Regions from separate parts of the Homo sapiens genome. Here region 2 is linked to region 1. Evidence: chromatin loops called from intact Hi-C (ENCODE). Cell type or tissue: PC-3. All regions are shown on one strand.

What was found. Hi-C counts contacts between places; a loop is a spot of excess contacts. Peaks named below come from ENCODE experiments on the same cell type or tissue, not always from the same donor. Only the 100,000 strongest peaks of a DNase experiment are listed, where the experiment ranks them.
Region 2: it touches region 1 in a loop (2.3-fold over the local background); 1 of 110 quality-filtered maps calls a loop at or near these places.

The regions. Positions count from the first base shown.
Region 1 is chr2:170,737,316-170,742,315 of GRCh38, forward strand. All of the region lies in intron 1 of ERICH2-DT (ERICH2 divergent transcript), which reads right to left. Among named protein-coding and RNA genes, the nearest start is that of SP5, 24 kb to the left of the region's middle. In PC-3, no CTCF peak of the experiment used is centred here; a DNase peak (open chromatin) is centred at 1,906; H3K4me3 peaks cover 1,054 bases; H3K27ac peaks cover 2,794 bases.
Region 2 is chr2:170,367,150-170,372,149 of GRCh38, forward strand. It overlaps MYO3B (myosin IIIB), which reads left to right. Exons shown (of 35, transcript NM_138995.5): 9 at 2,073-2,228. Among named protein-coding and RNA genes, the nearest start is that of MYO3B-AS1, 19 kb to the left of the region's middle. In PC-3, a CTCF peak has its summit at 2,948 (motif pointing right); no DNase peak of the experiment used is centred here; H3K4me3 peaks cover 465 bases.

The DNA of each region.
Region 1 (5,000 bases):
AGCCAACCAGGGAAAGCCAAATGTGCAGTCTAACCAGTCAAAGAGGATGCCCCACTTCTAGTTAGCCTAACTAAAGCTTCCCAATGCCAGCAGCCTCCAATAGGGCATACCCAAAGCCTTCCCTTTTTTCCACTAAAAGCTTTCCCACTCCCGCCTGCTTTTGAGTGTCTTCCCAAATGCAAGTAATGGCAGCTGGCTCCCTTGCTACAGCAAGCTCTAAATAAATAGCCTTTGGTTATTCTCATTTGGTTGATCTTCCTTTATTTCCACAAGCTTCTTTCTGCTGACTAGTCAAAAGCTGATTGCTTTCGCTTATGTTTTGGGTTTTTGTTATGGGAGAATCCCACTTCCAGGTACCAAATTCTGTTCTGGTTATCTATTACTCCACAACAAACCACCCCCAAAACTTAGTGGTGTAGACAATAGTTATCTTACTGTGCTCACAGATTCTGTGGGTCAGGAATTCAGATACAGTACAACAAGGATGGTCTATTTTTGCCCCACAATATCTAGGGTGTCAGTTGGGAAAACTGGAATGACTAGGGGCAGGAATCACCTGGCGGCTGCCCCACTCACATGTCTGTTGCCTGGGCTAGGGTGGCTTGAAGACTGGGCTCAGCTGGAGCTGGCAACCAGAAAACCTGCCACGTGGCTTTCCCATGTGGCTTGGCTCTTCACAGCATGGTGGCTGGGCCCGGTGAGGGAGTGTCCTGAGAGGCACAGCCAGGCCGTGAATGTTCTAAGAGAAAGGTGGAAGCTGACTGACCTTTCTGATTAGCTTTGGAAGTCACATTTGTTGGTTCAAGTGAGTCACTTAGACTAATATATATTCAAAAGGAGGGAATTAGATTCTGTGTCTTTTTTTCTTTTTTAATTTATTTAGTTTTGAGACAGAGTTCTCCATCACCCAGGCTGGAGTGCAGTGGCACAATCTCAGCTCACTGCAACCTCCGCTTCCCGGGTTCAAGCGATGCTTGTGCCTCAGCCTCTTGAGTAGCTGGGCTTACAGGCATGTGCCACCATGCCCAGCTAATTTTTGTATTTTTGGTAGAGATGGGGTTTCACCATGTTGGCCAGGCTGGTCCCGAACTCCTGACCTCAAGTGATCTGCCTGCTTCAGCCTCCCAAAGTGCTGGAATTACAGGCATGAGCCACCGTGCCCGGCCAGATTCTGTCTCTTGATGTGGGAGTGACAAAGTCCCTCTGCAGAACACGTGGAATGGGAGAGACTGTTGCAGTCATTTTGGTAACTATGATTTGCCACTCCAGGCCACCCTCTTCCTGAAATCCATCTATTCATTTATTCATACATTACTTATATTTACCCTGCTTTCTTTCAAAAATAATTTCAGAGCTGAGTACAGTGATGCAAATGTGTAGTCCCAGCTATGCAGGAGGCTGAGGCAGGAGGATTGCTTGAGCCCAGGAGTTTGAGACCAGCCTGGGCAATATAGTGTAGAGATGGGATCTTGCCATGTTGACCAGGCTGGTCTGGAACTCCTGGGCTACAAAAATTTTTCAAGAAATTAGTTGTGCATGGTGATATGTGCCTGTAGTTCTAGCTACTTAGGAGGCTGAGGCAGAAGGATCATTGGAGCCCAGGAATTGGAGGTTACAGTGAGCTATGATTGAGCCACTGCACTCCAGCCTGGGTGACAGACTGAAAGACCCTGTCTCTAAAAAAAAGAAGAGGAATTTGAGGAAACTTCATTGTAGTTAGAAGACGTATTGGTGGGCATGGAAGCAAAACAAAGGAAGTTGGTTGCTCTCAGGTGATAATTTCATACAGGTATTCACTTATTCATTCCGTAGGTATTTTTTAAGCATTAACAATAGGCTCACGCTGTGGTCAGCACAGATGTGAGGGGAGCAAAATTAATACAAATCCTGTTCTCATGAAGCTTAAGTCCAGTTGGCAAGGCAAACACTGTAAAATAATCACACAAATATGTAACTATGAGTGCTGCGTAGCTCACAAATGTTATGCAGTCATGGTCCAGGAATGTGCTGCATAGGAGCTTGGTCTAGTCCAAGCAGTTAGAGAAGACTTCCCTAAAACAAAGCAATATTTAAGCTAATAAATAACTCAACAATGAGTAAAAAGTAATTAAACTAGGGTGTTGCAAAGTATGTTACAGAAACTAGTGGTACACAGATATATTATTGTCATTATTCTGTATTTTATGGTTTTGCATTATTTGTGGCCAGTGAAATTGGCTTTCCATTTACGTTGGCATATAAAATTTCCTTGTAAAATAAATGTATTTAAGTTTTAAAAGCTGTCAATGTAAAAAAGATCATAAGAAAAATAATAGAGTACGCATTACACAGAAAGGGCAAACATGAAGGTGTTAGGTGTAAACCTGAAGCTTGGTAAATACTGGACTAGGCGTGTTGGAGGATGGGTTGAGGAGAGGAGTCATGGGCATAAAGGGAGCTCCTGGTGCAAAAGCCTGAAGTGGAAGAAAGACTCAGGGGTCCAACAAGCAGAAAAGGAGCCAATATGGTTTGAGCAGAAAGAAAGAGGAAGTCACTCACTGTGAGCCAGGAGAGGCCAGCAGGACCTTGATATTCAGGGACTTTAGTTCAGAACTGAAACCCCCTAAAATCAAAATGAGCAGCTGCACTTTTTTTCCCTTAAATATTGTACTTGTGGAAGCTTACTACAAAATCACTGATACTTCACTGAGTATTTCAATAGTGATTTTTTTTTTTTTTTGAGACACAGTCCTGCTCTGTTGCCCAGGTTGGAGTGCAATAGTGCAATCACAGCTCATTGCAATCTCGACCTCCTAAGCACAAGCGATCCTCCCACCTCAGCCTCCCAAGTAGCAGGGACTGCAGGCACCTGCCACAATGCCCAGCTAATTAAAAAAAAAATTTTGTAGAGATGGGATCTTGCCATGTTGACCAGGCCCATTCTGGAACTCCTGGGCTCAAGTGATCCACGCACCCTGGCCTCCCAAAGTGCTAGGATTACAGGCAAGAGCCACTGCACCCAGCCTGAATAGTAAATTTTTAATAGAACAAACTTAGGCTATATAAATAACAACAATATTAACTTGCAGTGTCTAAGAGCTAATATTCCCACAGAAAAATAGTGTTGCTCAATCTGTTTCAATTATCCTAAAAGCAATGGGACACCATTGAAGAATTTGGGAAAGAGGAGTGATAAAACCTAGTTTTTGAGTTTTTAAAAAGTGATTTCTATCAATGTATCCATGCATTTAAAAAATTGTGCAGGAATGCTAATAATAATAAGATGCAACATTCTGCTCTCCAACCTCTTTCCCACCTCCAGAGACAACCACCTTACCTTTTTTCTGTTTGTATTCTCCTGGTGGTTTCCTCCTTCTCTCCAGAAAAAAATATGCTTCTATCTCCCTTTCTTGCTTTTTCACATTTGGACACTGCAGTGCATACATCACAGGTGCTTGCTTAGATATCTTAGGCTCAGCTATCTCCCAGCCACTCAGCCTGCCCTGCCCAGGGCATCCCAGTGGTGACTGACTGAGTGTGAGCATGTGGTTCCACCGCAGGAGCCATCAGGCCACATGCCTAGATCTGGCTTCCCCAGTGGCTACCAAAGGGGCCAGGTGACACAACTCGGATGTGTGAGGGCGTTAACTGCCCCAGCCAGCAAATTTTGACCAGCAGAAGAAAGAAGACAAAGTGAGCTTGCAGATGCATTTTCTCTCCCTCCTGCCTTTGAGCGACTGTCCTAGGCACAGTATTTCCATAAAGCCTGTCCAAAGAGGTCCTTTGTGACTGAGCAGCCAGCCACCTGCTGAGAAACCGGCTCTGTTTTTTCGTGGCTCTTCATGAAGCAATGGCCAGTGCAGTCATTCATCACCTTGTACTTGCTGCCATTCCTTCCCTGCCTCTCTTCCTTTTCCCCTGGCTCTCGCAGAGCTGGGTCTGTACCTCCCGACAAAAGCGTAAGCACTTAAGCTTTGCCTCGGGCTCTGTGTTCTAGGGAAATCAGACAAAAGCAGACATTGCCAATATTATTGATGAACTCAAAGTTATGATTCATATCATCACTTCCATCTCTCTCCCATGTTAATTCATTGTTTCTAGTTCTATCAGTTATGCTTACAACCATAAGTTACAACTTTCAATTTTGTGCTTATAAGTTTACTTCATTTTCTAACCATCAGAGCCAGTCTCTTGTTTCTGATACTTTGCAAGATGAAGACATTGGTGTCCTTTCCCTTCTTTTCACCTCTCCTTCCCTGATCACCTCCAAACCTCTGTCATCATACTGTACCATCCTTAAGGTTGAAAGCATTTACATACTGTTCTGTAATCATAATTATCTTCTGTTATTTTCCTAAGTGCTGATTCTAAATTTGAAAATCAATATGCAGTGTCAATCACTATGATGACTACCCATTGAACAGTGAATGTTTATTAAGAGTTTGCTATGTTTTGGGCACAGTTCTCTAGGCTCTAGGGATAGAACAGGGAATAAAAAGGACAGAAATCCTTGCCTTCACAGAGCTTTCATTTCAGTGGGGAGACAAACAAAAAACAGATATGTAAACTATAGAGCATGCTGGGTAATGGAAAGTACTAAGAGGGGAATAAGACAAGGAAGAAGAATAAGAGTCGATCAAAGGAGCTGAAATTTTAGGTAGGCTGGGCAGGGAAGGCTGCTCTGAGAAGGTAACTTAAGGAAGTGAGAGATCAAGACAAGCAGCCATCTGCTGGAACAGCATTCCAGGCAAAGGGAACAGCAAGTACAATGGCCCTAAGACAGGAGTGTGCTTACTGTATTCAAGCAACAGCAAGGAAGCTCATGTGGCTAGAGAAGATTGACCAAGGGGGATAGTAGAGGGGAATAAAGACAGAGAAGTCATGGGGAGCAGATCATGGAGGGCCTTAGAAGTCAAAGCAAGGACTTTGGCTTTTACTATAGCAGAGGCAGATAACCTTGAGAGGGTTTGAGCAGTGGATGGACAGGATCCAACGTACACGTGAACATGACCCACTCTGGA
Region 2 (5,000 bases), 370 kb before region 1:
CTATTGAGGGACCCCTGGTCCTTTTGTTCATTCTTTCTTTTCAATGAGCATTTCCTGGTAGTCAGATGACGCTTCAACAATTAACACAGGAAGAAAGCCAAAACAAAAATGTGGGGAGGGTGACGGATGGGTGGGATGAATATTATGTGAGGAAACAAGAAATTTCTCTCCCCATGTTTGGGAAATACTTCAATACTGATATGCCTATTTGGTGATGAGAAACAGACATAATGTGACTTATTAAGAAATCAGTAAGCAGGCTTAGCTTCAGATCCAGCAGTTCCTGGACTCCCATCCTACCCGTTCCCTCTGAGGTTCCTGGGGGTGTGCACAACTACCGGGTGCATCTTCAGTAGGAACTCTCAGAGGACATAGGGGCTATGTTTATCTTAGGAGTTTTTATACACTATTCCTAATGCTAGGAGGACTGGGCCATACACCTATGTTACTGACAGTATAACTACCTCTTGGGTTCCCTCTTTTTTCAGGAAACATGGTTATTAGCATTTTTGCATAATATCTAAGCATATTAACTTTGATAGTTACATATAGAGATGAATATACAAGGAATCAAGGGAAGATTGCTGATGTAAAGACATGAACACAGTCTTCTTAAAGCATATGCACTGATTTTTTATTTTTCACAGAAAAATAATAGATTATACAAAAAGCCCTGAACCTATAAAAGTCAAATGATGTATTTCTTCCCATGGCAAGGCAGAGGTGGTATTTATAGTCCTGCAAGCAGCTGAATGGAGATAATTTAGGTTCCGTTGGCTTTTCTGGCTGAAAGCTCCAGTTCCAATAGATAGGGAATCCCCTGAATCAATTATAAAATGGAGTAACTGGGAGATTTACCGAATATCTTTTCAGGACTAGAAGGTAAGGGATATGAAAGTGTTTTGAACTGAAAACTGCAGAAACCAAAGCTTTTTTGTAAATTTAACTTTTGAGGATTGTTTCAAGAACTCTGCTTAAGTGTTTTGAAAAGATGTTCAAGGTGAGGCTGAAGTTTTTTAACATTTGTCAGTGAATTTCATTAAAAATACGTTGTATGTTAGATGCTGCTGGCATTCCACTGTTGAGAAAACTAAAGACGTTTATTTCATGGATTGGGCAGAATGGCATCCATTTATCCTAAGCCTCCAATGTGGGCTTAAGGACAAGTGGCTTAAAAGGGTAGATGTTAAAATTTCTTCCTCTCGCCAAGGGCAGGTACGCAGAATAGAAATGTGATGGCAGTTGGAGGGATATTCGTCAGATTCAATTTCACTAGAAATTTCCCTGTATCCAAATCATCTTGAATAACACAGAAGGTGCAGCAAAATGTACTGAATCATTGCTTTGAAAAGGATTTTGAATCTAAAACAGAAAGTAGTTATGCCGGTATGATTTTAACCAATTAACCACAGAAGAGTTTAAATGCAACCCAATTTTTATCATTTCGAATGGACTTTTTGTTCCCTGTTTGTATAATTCTATTCCAATTCATCTGAATTATATTGTACTCACTTCCTGTTCTGTGGTTTTTCTGGTTCTTCAGAAGACATTAGAAATCAAGCGCCAGCGTTTCTGTGAAGGTTTCTTTATGATTAGTTTTTTTCCTTTTAACACCTAGATGCCTTTTCCCTGCCGGTAAACAAGGGGCATTTCATATATTAGGATTTAATTGAGGTGATAGTATTTAATTCTACGTATTTCTAAAAGAAAGTATACATACAAATCAACTTGACTCCACTGAAAATATTTTTCTCTAATGAAAATGCGGATAGAAAATTGAGCAGTCTATATTTTTAGTGTTTTGAGTACTTCAAGTTGATGGTACAAATTGTGTTTTCAACTTTGCTTAAAACAAACGAAGACAGATTTCTGATGTTTTAATTAATTCAACTAATAGAGAATTACTATTTTTCTGTTTTCTGGTACATATTAATTAAAGAGAGAGCTGTGTATCATTAACCAATGATCAGGTTTTATAAATGAGCTTTTACCTTCTCTCCATCTCCCATATTCATAGGGGAACAGGGTGTCTAAGATTGTACTTTGGATTGTTTGTTGGTTTTTGCAAACAGGTGTCTTATTAAGGATTTTGAAAGGCGACCTTCCGTCACACATCTCCTTGACCACCCATTTATTAAAGGAGTACATGGAAAAGTTCTGTTTCTGCAAAAACAGCTGGCCAAGGTTCTCCAAGACCAGAAGCATCAAAATCCTGTTGCTAAAACCAGGTACTGTACTCTCTTTCTTCTTTCTCCCTGTGGTTGTTTATAAAAATGTCATGTCATGTGTTTTGATTTGCCCAGCATTATTACTGGTAGTTATTACATTCCTGCATTTTTAAGAGTTTTATTTACATGACATTAAGTACTCCATGCCCAGTGGATGAGAGCAGGAGAACTTCAGAAACAAACTGCCCATTTGTGCTCTTATGGCCAATTTCTCTCAAGTGGCTGAAATCTTACTCTGCCCTGGTGTTCAGTTAGCTTTAGTTAAAAAATCAACAAATATATATATTTACATTTAACAGAAATTTGGATTTTTTTTTTTTTTTTTTACCAATAGAGGTAACCGTATGAAAGCAACCATGGCTGACATTGTGTGAAACACCTTTACTTGGCCATTGTAGACTGAAGAGCAGTAATGCAGGCTGTAAAGTGATTTTGGAAAGATTATGAGCTAAACACCGAAGGCTGTTTCTCTAATGTGCTCTGAGACCATTTTCTCTTTAGTTTCAAACTCTTTAGAGTCGATTTGGTATTTTTAAGTAACATTTTTCAGGTATTTCTTATGCTATCTAAAGCAACTGTGATTCCTACCCTACCTCATCCTCTTTTTTTTTAGAAGGTAGATTTTTATACAAATGTTTATTTTCAGGGGCAAGTGCTTTAAACAGTATTCCCTGGTAAATCTCTAAGAAATAGATCTTCAATTTCTGTCCAGAGGGTGGCAGAATTTCTCTTTAAAAAAAATTAAATGCAAATAAACCTGCTTCCTATGCTCAGCAATTATTTGGTTTTATGAAACCATCCAGGATGTAGATAAGCTCCAGTCCATTATTATTAAAAGAACATTGGAAGTACTGGAGGTGAAGAAAATAAAATATCATAAGTTACAAGTTCTGGAAATATTCATGTATTCTGCAGAAAACTGTTTACTAATCAAAAAGCCAAACATTGGCATCCAAACTCTTGGAGCTGGAGGCGTAGTATCAAGGTGACTATATTTTGCTGATTTTTCTCCACCAGGTTCCCTTTTGGATAGCTCAGAGGGGATTTTTTTTCCTACTTGTTTCCTTTTTCCACTGCCTTTTCTGTTTCTATGGCCTCCCTACAGAGTAGAGAAATGCAGAGAAATTCTTGTGACTTGGGGTCTTTTTGAAGCAGCAGGAACTTGTGTTTAAGCCCCAGGGAGCTGAAATCTCTTTTCTTCCTTGTTTTGGTTCCTATACACCAGCCACCACCCCTACCACCCACCTACACACACACACACACACACACACACACACACACACACACACACACACACAGCACCACCACCACCAAAAATGAAGACGAAGTAAAAGAAAATACAAACCAAGCAAAAAACAAACCCAACATCTAAAGGGTATGAGTCAAATCCAGCATCTCCTCCTTGTCTCCCTGTTCTAGGATTTGCCATGGAATGATTTCTAAGACTTCATTTGCCAAGCTATCTGGATTTTCATATTTGCCTGACTTTGCCTGTCCAGATCTATGCTCTCTCTCTCTCTCTCTTTTTTTTTCTTTTTTTTTCAAAAAGAAAAAGAACAGGCCAGGTGCGGTGGCTCACGCCTGTAATCCCAGCACTTTGGGAGGCCGAGGTGGATGAATCACAAGGTCAGGAGTTTGAGAACAGCCTGGCCAACATGGTGACACCCTGTCTCTACTAAAAATACAGAAAATTAGCTGGGCATAGTGGCAGGCACCTGTAATCCCAGCTGCTCGGGAGGCTGAGGCAGGAGAATTGCTTAAACCTGGGAGGCGGAAGTTGCAGTGAGCTGAGATCGCGCCACTGCACTCCAGCCTGGGCGACAGAGCAAGACAGTGTCTAAAAAAAAAAAAAAAAAAAAAAAACCAAAACCTTTCTTCTTTTACCATAGAAAATTGTAACACCAGCCTCTCTCATCCCCTTTCTCTAATTTCTCTTTATCTTTGTTAACTCCTTTGATGTCAGAAGCCTCATGTGGTGGCAAAGGCTTCTCACAGGGTCTTTGTAATCTTGAGTTTCACTCAGTGGTTTGTGTTTCTTTGAACTATCATTAAAAAAAAATACAACCTCACAAATAGGTATCAACACTTTAAACAGACACTTCCTTAGGATGTGGGAAAATTAATTCCAAAGGAAACACAGTGCACGTAATTGACACTTAACCTGCCACCTCTCTTGTACTATTACTTCCTCTTAGCAACTGGCAAGGAGCTGGCTACATAGATGTTTTTCAGCCCACCAGGAAAAACTCTCAAATATCATTCCATGCTGATAAATCAATATATTTAAAGCTGTGGTTTTTCAAGTTAAAGCAGAAAAAAAAAAAAACAGAAAAATTGAGGTGAGTATATAGATGATTGAGGCCTAATTACCCGCTCATCATTTTTCTGCACAGTTATGGCCACCCGGCAGGCAGTGCAATGTGGTGATTAAAACCACTGGCTTGGCAGGGTGTGGTGGCTCACACGTGTAATCCCAGCACGTTGGGAGGCTGAGATAGGAGGATCACTTGAGCCCAGGAGTTTGAGACCAGGCTGGTCACTATAGCAAGACCTCATCTCTACTAAAAAAATTAAATAAATAATAAAAAATAAAAGAAAAATTAGCCGTGCATGGTGGCACATGCCTGTAGTCCCCGGAGGCTGACATGGCAGGATCACTTGAGCCCAGGAGTTTGAGGCTGCAGCAAACTGTGATTGCACCACTGCATTCCAGCCTGGGCAACAGAGTGAGACCCTGTCTCAAAAAAAAAAAAAAAAAAAAAAAAAAACAAC